Linked DNA regions of Homo sapiens: all the other regions are linked to region 1. A link is a loop called in an ENCODE intact Hi-C map of the cell type or tissue named here. Cell type or tissue: Caco-2. All regions are shown on one strand.

Region 1 (4,000 bases):
ATTTTAAGGTATTTTCACACGCACTTGAGTCAGTTTTATTTTTTGACTATGTGAAACACCAACATGCTTCCAAGAGTCAAAAGAATACAGAAAGTTATAATCAGAAAATTTGCAAGAGAATGTTGTATACCGGGACACACTCAAATGATAGAATGCAAGTATGCTCCAGGAAGTCTAACGTGATGGAGAGTCCACCTTGGGGTGAGTTGATCTTGGGTTGACCACAAATCAGGAACAGTGCCTTTATTTTTACCACTAAGCTACTTTCCTTTCTTTTCTCTTTCTTTCTTTCTCTTTATTTCTCTCTTTCTTTCTTTGTTTCTGTCTCTCTCTCTCTCTCTCTCTCTCTCTCTTTCTTCTTTCTTTCTTTTTTTGAGACGGAGTCTCGCTCTGTCGCTCAAGCTGGAGTGCAGTGGCCCGATCTCGGCTCACTGCAACCTCTGCCTCCCGGGTTCAAGCAATTCTCTACTTCAGAGTAGCTGGGATTACAGGCGCCTGTCACCACGCCCGGCTAATTTTTCTATTTTTAGTAGAGACAGGGTTTCACTATCTTGCCCAGGCTGGTCTTGAACTCCTGACCTCGTGATCCACCCGCCTCAGCCTCCCAAAGTGCTGGGATTACAGGCATAAGCCACTGCACCCGGCTAAGCTACTCTTCTTTTGGCCCAGCCGTGCCTAAAAGAGGAAGCGCTTCATGTAGGGAATTAACAATGGAATTGGAAACATATAGTGATTATCCTGACACAGAGGGCAGGCTCACATATTGGCCGTCACCAAAGCGTTTTCCGAAGGCCCTGAGTCCAGAGGGGGTATAGCTCAGTGGTAGAGCGCGTGCTTAGCATGCACGAGGTCCTGGGTTCGATCCCCAGTACCTCCAGGCCGTGTTTTCTTCCCCGGGACACCAGTAAGAAGCGGTCCATGATATTCCCCAACTTTAAATTTTTCTGTCTGTCAAGGTGAATTGTGTTGGCCTCTGCATTTCTCTCTCATACAGAGGGTGATGCGTGTTCATTCACTTGAGGTTATTTGCTGCCTAGGATTATCCGCCTATTCTTTCTAAGCAGTCCCATCAATCATTAACATGGACCACGCACGGGGGAAGCAAGTAGTATTCCTGGCCATCCAGCCAATTTCTAGCTGTAAATGAAATCATCAGAAACCATAGACCTGTGTGGCCCAAGTCTGATTTCAGATCAGAAGCTAAAAGGCTCAAGTCTTTTTCTGTTTCTTTTTCTAACTCCTCCTAACCAGGTTGCAGAAGCCCTACAAGCTTTCACTAAAAGATTACACTGCCAGGGGTTGATGGTTTGATGTGTGGTGGTAACCTTTTCCATTGGAGACCCACAAACTCTGAAACTTAAACTACTTAACTACAAACACACAACAAATGACGAAAAGACAGCATTCACCTCAGCTGAAATTTGGTGGAAGTAAAAAGCACTTCTCTGGGTCCTCTGAGGAAGCTTCTGGTCTGAGATGCAAACACTCTGAACTCCAGGGACCAAGATCAGTATAGGAGAAAGCTCATTTTGCTGTTTTACATAAATAAAAGTAATGAACGTTTATTTTTCCAATCCCAAAGGATCCTTTTGTACCTCACAGTACTTACTCTCCAGGATTGACCTCCTTCTAAGCTAGGGAACAACCCATACCTCCAGATTAGAGCTCTTTGTGGTATCACAGTGCCAAGCAGAAATCCACAGAGAAATACTCTGCAAGCATCTTAATACTATCTTGTTAAAAGAAAATCTGCTTTTATTTTCAGCTCTATTTCATGCCAACAAAGGAAATAAAAAATAAGTTACTAAACATCCAGAAGGCAGAAAAGCGACCTCTCTCCATCTGCAGAAGCCAAGCAAACTTGTGGGCTTCCCTATGCATCCTTTCTTTTACTCACTTTCTAAACGCTGTAACGGCCACTATCTATCAGGTGGTCACAAGCCATCGCTAAAGTCAATCTGAGGTCAACCCACTCGACTTGTGAGGGATTCAGCTATACTGCCTCTGCGCCTCTAATAGGACTAAGGAGGCGGTGGTTGCACAAGTAGTTAACACCGATTGTACCGTGACTCCGCCTTTCCGCAGCCGCTCTCCAGCTCTTTAGAGTCCTTTTGAGTCAAGCTGGACGTGAGACATACAGGAGATCGTTGCAAACGCCAGGAGGAGTTTCTTCAGGGTGAAGTTAACTTTCAATCGGCTTCATTCTAAGAGAAATATGTGGAGCAAACAAACGGAAACTTTCTTTCTCATCTTTTGCATTTCAAGCAAAAACTAATAAAATTAGATGTTTCCACCGTCATGCTCAGTTTCGAAGCTGCCAGCAGATCCCGCTTCTAACTTTTAACACAGGCACGCAGGAAATCGGGAAATCCCTGCAGCTCCCTCAGAAGCTACAGTATCAGCGGTTCCTGAAGGGCAAACCAAAACCCAGTATCACTCTCTCCTCCAAAGAGTTCAGCCGGTCTGCTGAGCGACGGAAATAGCGGAGAGGCGCTCTTGAAGCCGAAACGAACCAGGTCCCCTTCCTGGTCGAGTCTTCCTCCCTAAGGACAAAAAAAGTACCTTTCTTCCCTCATATCCAGAGGAAGCGACGGAGGGATGTGGCGCTTAGACTCACTGTACCATCCCGTCCATCCAAGTCCTAATAATCATGAGGATGCGACAGAGCGAGACTCCGTCTCAACAAAACAAAACAAAACAACCCTAAGGAAGAGAGAGAATGTACTGGAGGATAGGAAGTACTTAGGAAAACCTTTTTTTTTCTTGTATTTAAATTTAAGCCTTCATTTATATAAAATAAAACACATGAAACCTATTCAGCTTACGGCTTATTATATATAACCAAAATTCAGGCCAAGATACTGAATTTTTCAGCAACCAACAGCTGCCTTTTGCCTCATTTCAATTATCCTAACTCTCTGACCTCCACCTCCATAGATTATTTTTCTTATGTTTTAAATAATATAAATGGGATCATATAATATCATCGTAGTCTATTTTGGGCTGCTACAAAATCACTCAAGACTGGTAATTTGTAACGAACAGAACCCTTCCCTTCCCTTCCCTTCCCTTCCCTTCACTTCCTGACAGAGTTTCACTCTTGTTGCCCAGGTTGGAGTGCAGTGGCTCAGTCTTGGCTCACTGCAACCTCTGCCTCCCGGATTCAAGCAATTCTCCTGTCTCAGCTTCCTGGGTAGCTGGGATTACAGGCGAATGCTACCACGCCCAGCTAATTTTTCTGTATTTTTAGTAGAGATGGGGTTTCACCATGTTTGCCAGGCTGGTCTCGAACTCCTGACCTCAGGTGATCCATCCACCTTGGCCTCCCAAAACCCTGGGATTACAGGAGACAGCCACTGCACCAGGCCCAGAAACATTTTCTCACAGTTCTGGAGGCTGGGAAGTTCAAGATCAAGTCACTGGCTCTCATGTCTGGTGATGGCCTTTTTGTTGTGTTCTCACATGGCAGAAAACTGAAGGCAATAGAGAGATGAACTTCCTTTGTCAACTCTTATTATAAGGGTACCTAATATTATTCATGAGGAAGGAACCCTCATGGCTTAATCTTCTTAAAGGCCCTATGTCTTGATAATTATCACATGGTGACACCTAAGCTTTGGAGGGGACACTTTCAAACCACAGCAAATCTGTACTCATTTGAGTATGGATTCTTTCACTTAATTTTTGTTAAAAAAATTAGATTCATTTTCTTTTCTTTTTTCTTCTTTTTTTTTTTTTCAAGGTGGAGACTTGCTCTGTCGCCCAGGCTGGAGTGCAGTGGCGCGATCTTGGCTTACTGCAAGCTCTGCCTACCAGGTTCACGCCATTCTCCTGCCTCAGCCTCCCGAGTAGCTGGGACTACAGGTGCCATCCACCACGCCCAGCTAATTTTTTGTATTTTTAGTAGAGACAGGGTTTCACTGTTTTAGCCAGGATGGTCTCGATCTCCTGACTTCGTGATCTGCCCGCCTCAGCTTTCCAAAGTGCTGGGATTACAGGC
Region 2 (4,000 bases), 66 kb after region 1:
AGTCTCTCTCTGTCGCCGAGGCTGGAGAGGTGCGATCTCGGCTCACCGCAACCTCCGCCTCCCGGGTTCAAGCGATTCTCCCGCCTCAGCCTCCCGAGTAGCTGGGATTACAGGCGCCGGCCACCACGCCCGGCTAATAGTAGAGAAGAGGTTTACACCATGTTGGCCAGGCTGGTCTTGAACTCCTGACCTGAGGTGATCCACCCACCTAGGCCTCCCAAAGTGCTGGGATTACAGGCGTGAACCAGCGTGCCCAGCCAAGACCTAACTTTTAAAACCTGTTGGTAGATCGCTTGCTGTAGGCTGTAAGCTATTGCAGCGAACGAGAGCTGGCTGTTTTCAGTCACCCAAATGATGTTTTAAGCGTTCGCGAGGCAAAGCGCTGAGTGCCACCTTACATTTAGACAACCTTTACACACTAACTCACCCAGAAAAACTTGGGACCTAATGCCCAGCCCCTCTGCTGCTCACAATTCAATTATCAGCGGCAGAGGCGGCTGGTGGAGAAGCCCCGAGGAGAGAGGCGGAAGGCAACCAGTGGGAAGATTTTCTGCTCCTCATCCTTGGACGACCTAATGCCCCTAAAGCAGAGATGCACGGAAAATTTTCTCTGAGCTGCCTATTTTTTCTTATTTCCATTCTTTTTTAGTCTATCTCTTTAGCGATACCGCCAAACGGAACTCAAAGTGCATGGGTCCGTAATGAGATTGCAGGGTTCGTGCTTCCTGCCAAGGAGATCTTGATGGAAAATTTATCTATTTAGGTTTTTTTTTTTTTTTTTTTTTTTTTTTTTTTTTACGCTGGGCTACAAGTCGATATCTACATACAGTTAGAAATGATGCCATGACCCACACACAGCTTTGATGTAAGCCTAGAAAGTTTTAACCTTAATCAACATAATTTAAAAGATATTTGCGTCTGGAAAAAATATAAAGAAGAACTCCTTGTGGGGTAATTTGTGTCCCCCTTTCAATGTCTGCTTGTTTCACTCACGTTAGCAAGACATTCTTCTCAAGCTAAGTTTTATAAAAAGCCACAGATGAGTGCCAGAATAAATAGCATAGTATTAAAAGCAACACATTTGACACTGTCCTCTTTTTATAGGAGTAGGAGAAAAAGTGACAAACGCATGCAAAGAACCAGAAAGGAGAATGAAGAAAATGGACAACTGGAGGAGCCGGGGGTCGAACCCGGGGCCTCGTACATGCGAAGCACGCGCTCTACCACTGAGCTACACCCCCTGACCGCATGAGAGTTCTGTTGGCTTATATATAAAATATCACTTGTTTTCAGTTTGTTGGTTTCATTTTCTGTTGGTTGGAGAAAGATCGCTGGATTAAATTCCACTACTTTCGTGAAATCACTGAACTGGATACTGTTTGGCAGCTAACAGTATCCTAATATACTTATAACAGTATACTAAGACACTAAGATTATAGTCCAAATGACGCAGTTTCTTATCCTCGGACTTTCCAGTTCCTGTTAGCCTGCTTCAAGCTCCATTCACAAGCAAACTGCATGAAAGCTACTTTCCTCCACCAGCAAAAAGCACAAACTTCCAACATTGAGGACTGTTCAGTCATGGAGAAGGATCCCTGATTTTAGTCTAGACCTTTAGTCCAGAGCTCTTCCAATTGAGCTATGTTTGCCACACTTCTATTTTCTCCCGCAATACTAACTCAAATGAAGTGCTCCTCAGTCCAGAGGCAGCCGTCGGCGAGCTGAATTCACACTGTATTTGTCGGACAGTGTGACAACATCCATTTTCCAGCTGACTCTCAATCCTCGTTAATGCATCCTAATAGCTGCAGTCCCAGCTGCTCGGGAGGCTGAGGCAGGAGAATGGCATGAACCCGGGAGGCGGAGCTTGCAGTGAGCCGAGATCAAGCCACTGCACTCCAGCCTGGGCGACAGAGCGAGACTCCGTCTCACACACACACACACACACACACAAACAAAACAAAACAAAACAAAACAAAACAAAACAAAACAAAACAAAGAAACCTAATAAATTTTTTCCCTTCTCACCATTCCTGATCAACTAATAATTTTTACAGCAAAAAAAAACTTTTTTTACATTACACATCTAGTATCCTGATGTAATACAATTGTATTTGGCAGTTCTTTTTGATATTGTCTTTCCTAAATTTAAGTTCTACATTTTTAATAATAAAAAATGTATGATGTTTCTTACATTAAAACTAGCTCCTAGTTTCCCAATCAGCTTCCGATCCACAATAAAGACTTGTTCTAGCTCTTAATAAAAAGGTGAATATTGAAAATAATTAGCAGTAATGTGCTCCACACTTTAATTAGGTCAAAACAATTGTGACAATTGTCTGTGACAAATCTCACAATGTGAAAAACAAAAGAAAACAAAGCTCTATCAGTTCAAAAGAAAGAAACTTATTCACCCTAGGTTAATTATGTGCAAGTAAAACAATATTCATATAAACATGTTTCAGCAATTGTCTACCCTTTTCAGGTTGGACTGGGAATGTCCTAGAAGCAGATGCATTGTCATTTAGTCTGCAATTCAGTAACCTTTCTCGTGGTATAGCGATTAAACGAGATCCAGTTTAGTGATTTCAGAAATAGTGGGATTTATCTCAGTGGATTTTCTCCCGCCAACCATTATGTTTTGAAAATTAGAAATACTGACACAGATATATCAAGATGTATCTCCAAGAGAGCTTGGCTATCACAAGAATGTTGCTCGGTGGTAGAATGCATACTTAAAATGTGTGCTGTCTTGGTTTCATTTCCTGAAAATGTTGCTGTTCTTTAGCTACTCACCAACAGCCACCCCTTCTTTTCTCATACGCTTTACTCGCATACATGATCCAAAGTACTCCCTTTAGTGCTACTCCATTTGTACGCCATAAACTTCTGCACCACCCAGTGCAAAAGACTATGACAAAGACTAGATGAAAGAGGATAAAACAAAGGATTAATAGCTCATTCAAAATCATCGCTAGGAGACAGAAACCTGACCCCACATTAACAGAAATTAACCTTGGGTTCCAATTCTCCACATCTTCGAAGATTATTAAAGACAAAAAGAAAAGAAAAACAAAGAACGCCACCACATTTTATTTTTTATTTTTATTTTTAAATTTTCTTTGCTGTGTCTGGCTCAACCAACAGGATGTGGAAGAGCAGAAAGTTTTTTGTTTGTTTTTTAATTCCTGTTACTTTTCTTCTATCTCCCTCCTCCACCTATCCATTCCACACTGCCAGGGAATTGGATTCAGCCATCATATGTAGGAGTCAATAAGTTCCAAGTCTTTCTTAGTGGGTAAATACATTGTATAATAAAAGTACTTAAGAAACCTGAAAGCTAAAAAGTTGGAAACAATCGAAGTATTGAAAGAGAAATTGAATAAAATTTTCAGTCTACAGTAAGCTGAGATAGCTCGGTTGGGAGGGCATCAGCCTGAAGATCTAAAGGAGACTGGTTCAATTCTGGGTTTTGGCAACTTTTCCTTTTCAGAGACTCTACCAGCGATCTGCCTTTGCAGTCTTAAAATTTCATATGAACTGCATCTCTTAATTTATATTTCGTAATTGATATTCGGGGGAGCAAAAGAGCATGGCACATAAGCAAAGGAATTTCGTGTCTGACTTCCTTTGCTTCTCCATATATAATAAAGCAATCGCGATGCCCCGTGAATTTTGATGTGTGAAATAAAGATGAACTGTAAAATTCATTTTGATACTCACAATTTTATTTTATTTTTTCTTAATTAGAGTGACATTAGACAGAAAATGAAAAATACCATGACAGGCCGAAAAAAGAGCGACTGAAAGGGAAAAGCTTTGTATTTTAGCACTTTTGATGGCAGTTGCCCCTGCTTTTTGAATAAGGGACCCTGTATTTTCATTTTACACTGGGCCTGTAAATTATGTAGCTGGCCTTCTTCAATATTAAATCGACATTCACAGTACATGTAATTGTAGTATCTATAATCGGCATTCATAATTACAGATTATTAATTCA
Region 3 (4,000 bases), 190 kb after region 1:
CTGCATTCATTAGCTGTTATTTCCTGAGAAGAAAAATCTTTCCCTCATCAACTATATGTTTATCCTGAAATACATTCCATACAGGAGAGATAGGATAAATGCTTGATTCTTTTCCTTCATGTGTTAGCTTTCAAAATAAAACTGATATTCAAAAACCTCCAAAGGTTGAATATGGAAAAGCTATTTTGTGTGTGTGTATGAGTGTATATGTTTATGTTAACTTTGCAACCAGCTTCTTTACCAAATTCTCTATAGTAAGTTTTTCATTTGAGGGGTGGCTTCCAGATATATAATCCTACCAAGATACATAGATAGCTTTATCCCATTCTATCCAATAGTTAATCCTTTAATTACTTTTTCATGTCTAAATGCTTCAGCTAATACCTCCATTACAATGTTAAGTAGTAGTGAAGATAATGAATATCCTTGTCTTGTCATGAAAAACAATTTAAATGTATTTGATCCCAAAATACCATAAATAGACTTAAATGGGAATACATACCATGAACAGCGCCCTCCCCCCAACCCCCGCTTTTTTTTCAGACAGTGTTTCGCTCTGTTTTCCGAGGCTGGAGTGCAGTGGCACAATCACAGCTCACTGCAGTCTTAACCTCCTGGGCTCAAGCGATTCTCCTGCCTCAGCCTCCCAAGTAGCTAGCTGGGAATACAGGCATGCACCACCATGCCCTGCTAATTTAAAAGAGACATCATCTCTCTATGTTGCCCAGGCTGGTCTAGAACTCCTGGGCTCAAGCAATTCTCCTGCCTCAGCTTTTCAAATTTCTGGGATTACAGGTGTAAGCCACCATGCCCAGCCTCATAAACATCTATTAACATTATATATTATACAGAATAATTTATCAGAATAAAACATAATTTCTAGAAATCAGTAAGTTAAAAAGGGAAAAACTGGTTTCTTTCCTCTCATATTATGTATTTAATCAATATTTCATACTAGCTCTGGCGTAGGCAAATCACCTTTGATTTGGATTGATTAACATGTGTAGGTGTCGTGGGATACTTTTTTGTGTTGGGGCAGTGGAGGTGGTCATCTAGTTAAATGTGTTTGTAAAATGAGTTCAACATGTGTTGGGGACCAGCCTCAACACCACCCGTAGGGTACCCAAAGTCCGGTGGCGACAAAGGATTGAGAAGAGACAAGAGTAAAGGTGGGGAGCCAGGGGGTCAGTTGCAAAATGGAGGCTGCAAAAGGCTCAGACCTCTGGTCTCCACACTATTTATAGAATACAATAACTTAGATCTAAGAAGCAGATGTTCAGGGCGAAACAGTGAAAAGGTGGCAGTGCGTCATAGCCGTTATCTATAGCAATAGCGGTTTAAATGAATCTCCTTTGTGCTCAAATAGCATATCTTTAACTTATCGGAGAGTAGCTAGTGGGAGCGGGCTTAACTTGGAGTCTGTCCACATTCCAGTATTTCAAAGGAGTGTCTTTCTCCTTGAACGCAGTGTTTACAGATAAGAGAGCGGGTCTCGCTCTGAGCATGGGAACATGATGGCAATTAGGAGGCTTTCCTCCTCAGAGGACTCTTGTGGCTTTCCACAACATATTGTCTCATATTTTTATGGCCAGTTTATGCAGGCACCCCACAAGCCCTTTTCCCAAAAACATGTCATTTATTTTTACTGAAATTTTCTTGAACAAGAGATATTTGGATGCCTGGTCTCTCACACTCCCACTAAGCTATTTCAGCAAAAGGACAGTAGTTCTGGTTTCATTTAACCAGCCAATCCATTCTGTCTCATTCGGGTTAGACTTGGGAGGCACCCCATGCTATGACAGACAGCATTTTATTGTCCTTCATGTACCTATCACCGCACAATACTAACGGGGCCCACTGCTTCCATATCTGGTGATTCAAGAAAAGGTAAGGTATAGGGTGGTTGGAAGCTCAGAAGAAAGACATCAATAAGATATGTTTCTGCTATTCCACCTCCATGCTGTTCTTTGCTCTAAGAACTCTTCAGAATTCAAAAAAGAAAAGAAAAAAAAAACAGTGAATAAAACAAAGGGTCTTTTATTATTTTTATATTTTTTCTGTTTTTCAGTAATACCATAGCATGAAATCCAAAGAAACCAGGCTGATTAATTTGCGAAAATGCTTTTACAAAGGGTTCAAGACCTTCCTGGTGTGGCAATGCTATCGATACAGATACTTAACACTGCAAAGGCTGTACAGACAAGCAGAAAATTGAATGAATGAGACTAGGTTTATTTAACGGGAGGGAGAAAGGAAAGTGGAAAGGCGGTCCATTGAGAGGAGAAAGTGCGCACTCCCAAAACTGGTGGAGGTGCCGGGGATTGAACCCGGGACCTCGTACATGCTAAGCACGCGCTCTACCACTGAGCTACACCCCCAACCACAGACAGGTTGCTTTGCATTTCTTTCATGATTTATAATCAGTATTTCTCAAAGATTCGGTAAATTGCAATGAAATCATGAATGCAAACTCCGCAATTTGTGAAACAGCTAGGCTGGGTCCTGCACAAGCAGCGTCCAAAGAAAGCAACACAGTGAAATTACAAAGGAAGGAGCCTGAAAGCAGACAATCTGTTGTCTCTCGCTTTTTCCAGCTTCATTTCCTGCTGTTTTCAACCATAAGGCCCCAGGAGGCCAAAGCCAGTAGCGCAGCCAGGGTACCAGCTGAGACCTACGTGTTTGAAGGGAAACTGTAGGGGGGCGTCAAAGGGGATCCTCGCCTACCGAGTTCCAGTCCCCGGGCCCAGCACCGCCTTTCTTGGAACAAAGACCCTCAAATCACTTCCGTTTCCAAAAGCCCAAAACGTCCACTGAACACTTAGTGGTGATGGCAGGGAACGTTCTTGTGAGCTCAAGATGTCATGAATCAATCACAAGGACAAACTGGAAATCTGGACCCGGGTGAGAGGCATCACGTAGGCACCCAGATCCGCACGTCTAGAGTAGTTTACCTCCGACAAAACTCTGAGGGTCCCCTGCTAAGCCAAACTGGTGGGGGTTGGGGTGGGGTAGTAGCGTTATCTGAAAAAAAGATGAATTAGGTAAGGCAGGGCTGGCATCTGTTGCTTGGCGACCAATCTGTAGGAAACCATGGAGCAATGAAAAATTATTGGTTTCTCGAATGGTGAGGGGAGGTGGGGGAAGCTTCTCATATTTTAAAGAGCTGGCCCAGCCCAACCCAAATTCACAACTATTGACTTCTGAGGCACCTCCGTTGAAATCTCTCCCTCTCTCTTTCTCAAACAATTTATAACTCACTAAAAAGTTGAAAAAATAAAAATAATACAAAAATACCCTTCTATCCTTTACTCAGATTTAGATATTATTAATATTTTACCCCATTTGCCTTATGAGTTGCTTCTTCTCTCTCCTGTACGTTGCATACATCACGTCCATTTCCTTTACTTAAGTACTTTTCTATATACCCACAGTACTATTAGGAACTTTTGTAAATTTAACATTGATACAATAGCTGTATTTAATCTACAGTCTGCATTTCAAGTTGACCAATTGACCTGATGTTTTCCTCTCATATAGGATCTAGTCTAGGGTCAGGCGTTGCATTTAGTTGTCCTGTCTTTTTTAGTCTTCTTTAATGAAAAATATTTGCATAGTCTTTATTTTTTTTGACATTGATATGTCATTTAAAAAATAGTGTTATTTTCATTTCTTTCTTTCTTTCTTTTTCTGAGACAGAGTCTCGCCCTGTTGCCCAGCTGGAGTGCAATGGCGCGATCTCGGCTCACTGCAACCTCCGCCTCCCGGGTTCAAATGATTCTCTTGCCTCAGCCTCCTGAGTAGCTGGGATTACAGGTGCCTGCCACTATGCCTGGCTAATTTTTTTTTTTTTTTTTTGTATTTTTTAGTAGAGGCGGGGTTTCACCATGTTGGCCAGGCTGTTCTCGAACTCCTGACCTCGTGATCCGCCCGCCTCAGCCTCCCAAAGTGCTGGGATTACAGGCATGAGCCACTGCTCCCGGCCTCATTTCATTTTTAAAAA

The links. Peaks named below come from ENCODE experiments on the same cell type or tissue, not always from the same donor. Only the 100,000 strongest peaks of a DNase experiment are listed, where the experiment ranks them.
Region 2: a loop joins it to region 1, with 3 times the contacts of the local background. A loop is called at or near these places in 6 of 110 quality-filtered maps.
Region 3: a loop joins it to region 1, with 19 times the contacts of the local background. A loop is called at or near these places in 3 of 110 quality-filtered maps.

The regions. Positions count from the first base shown.
Region 1 is chr6:28,792,841-28,796,840 of GRCh38, reverse strand. TRA-AGC1-1 (tRNA-Ala (anticodon AGC) 1-1) reads left to right here and starts at 806; the gene lies at 806-877. In Caco-2, no CTCF peak of the experiment used is centred here; DNase peaks (open chromatin) are centred at 780 and 2,080; H3K4me3 peaks cover 1,278 bases.
Region 2 is chr6:28,726,556-28,730,555 of GRCh38, reverse strand. TRA-CGC4-1 (tRNA-Ala (anticodon CGC) 4-1) reads right to left here and starts at 1,241; the gene lies at 1,170-1,241. It also overlaps the pseudogene TRF-GAA11-1. RefSeq lists a cis regulatory region at 1,050-1,372. In Caco-2, no CTCF peak of the experiment used is centred here; DNase peaks (open chromatin) are centred at 1,205 and 1,815; H3K4me3 peaks cover 1,740 bases.
Region 3 is chr6:28,605,534-28,609,533 of GRCh38, reverse strand. TRA-AGC3-1 (tRNA-Ala (anticodon AGC) 3-1) reads right to left here and starts at 2,378; the gene lies at 2,307-2,378. It also overlaps a transcript of SCAND3 not described here. In Caco-2, a CTCF peak has its summit at 2,496; DNase peaks (open chromatin) are centred at 1,423, 2,313 and 2,653; H3K4me3 peaks cover 990 bases.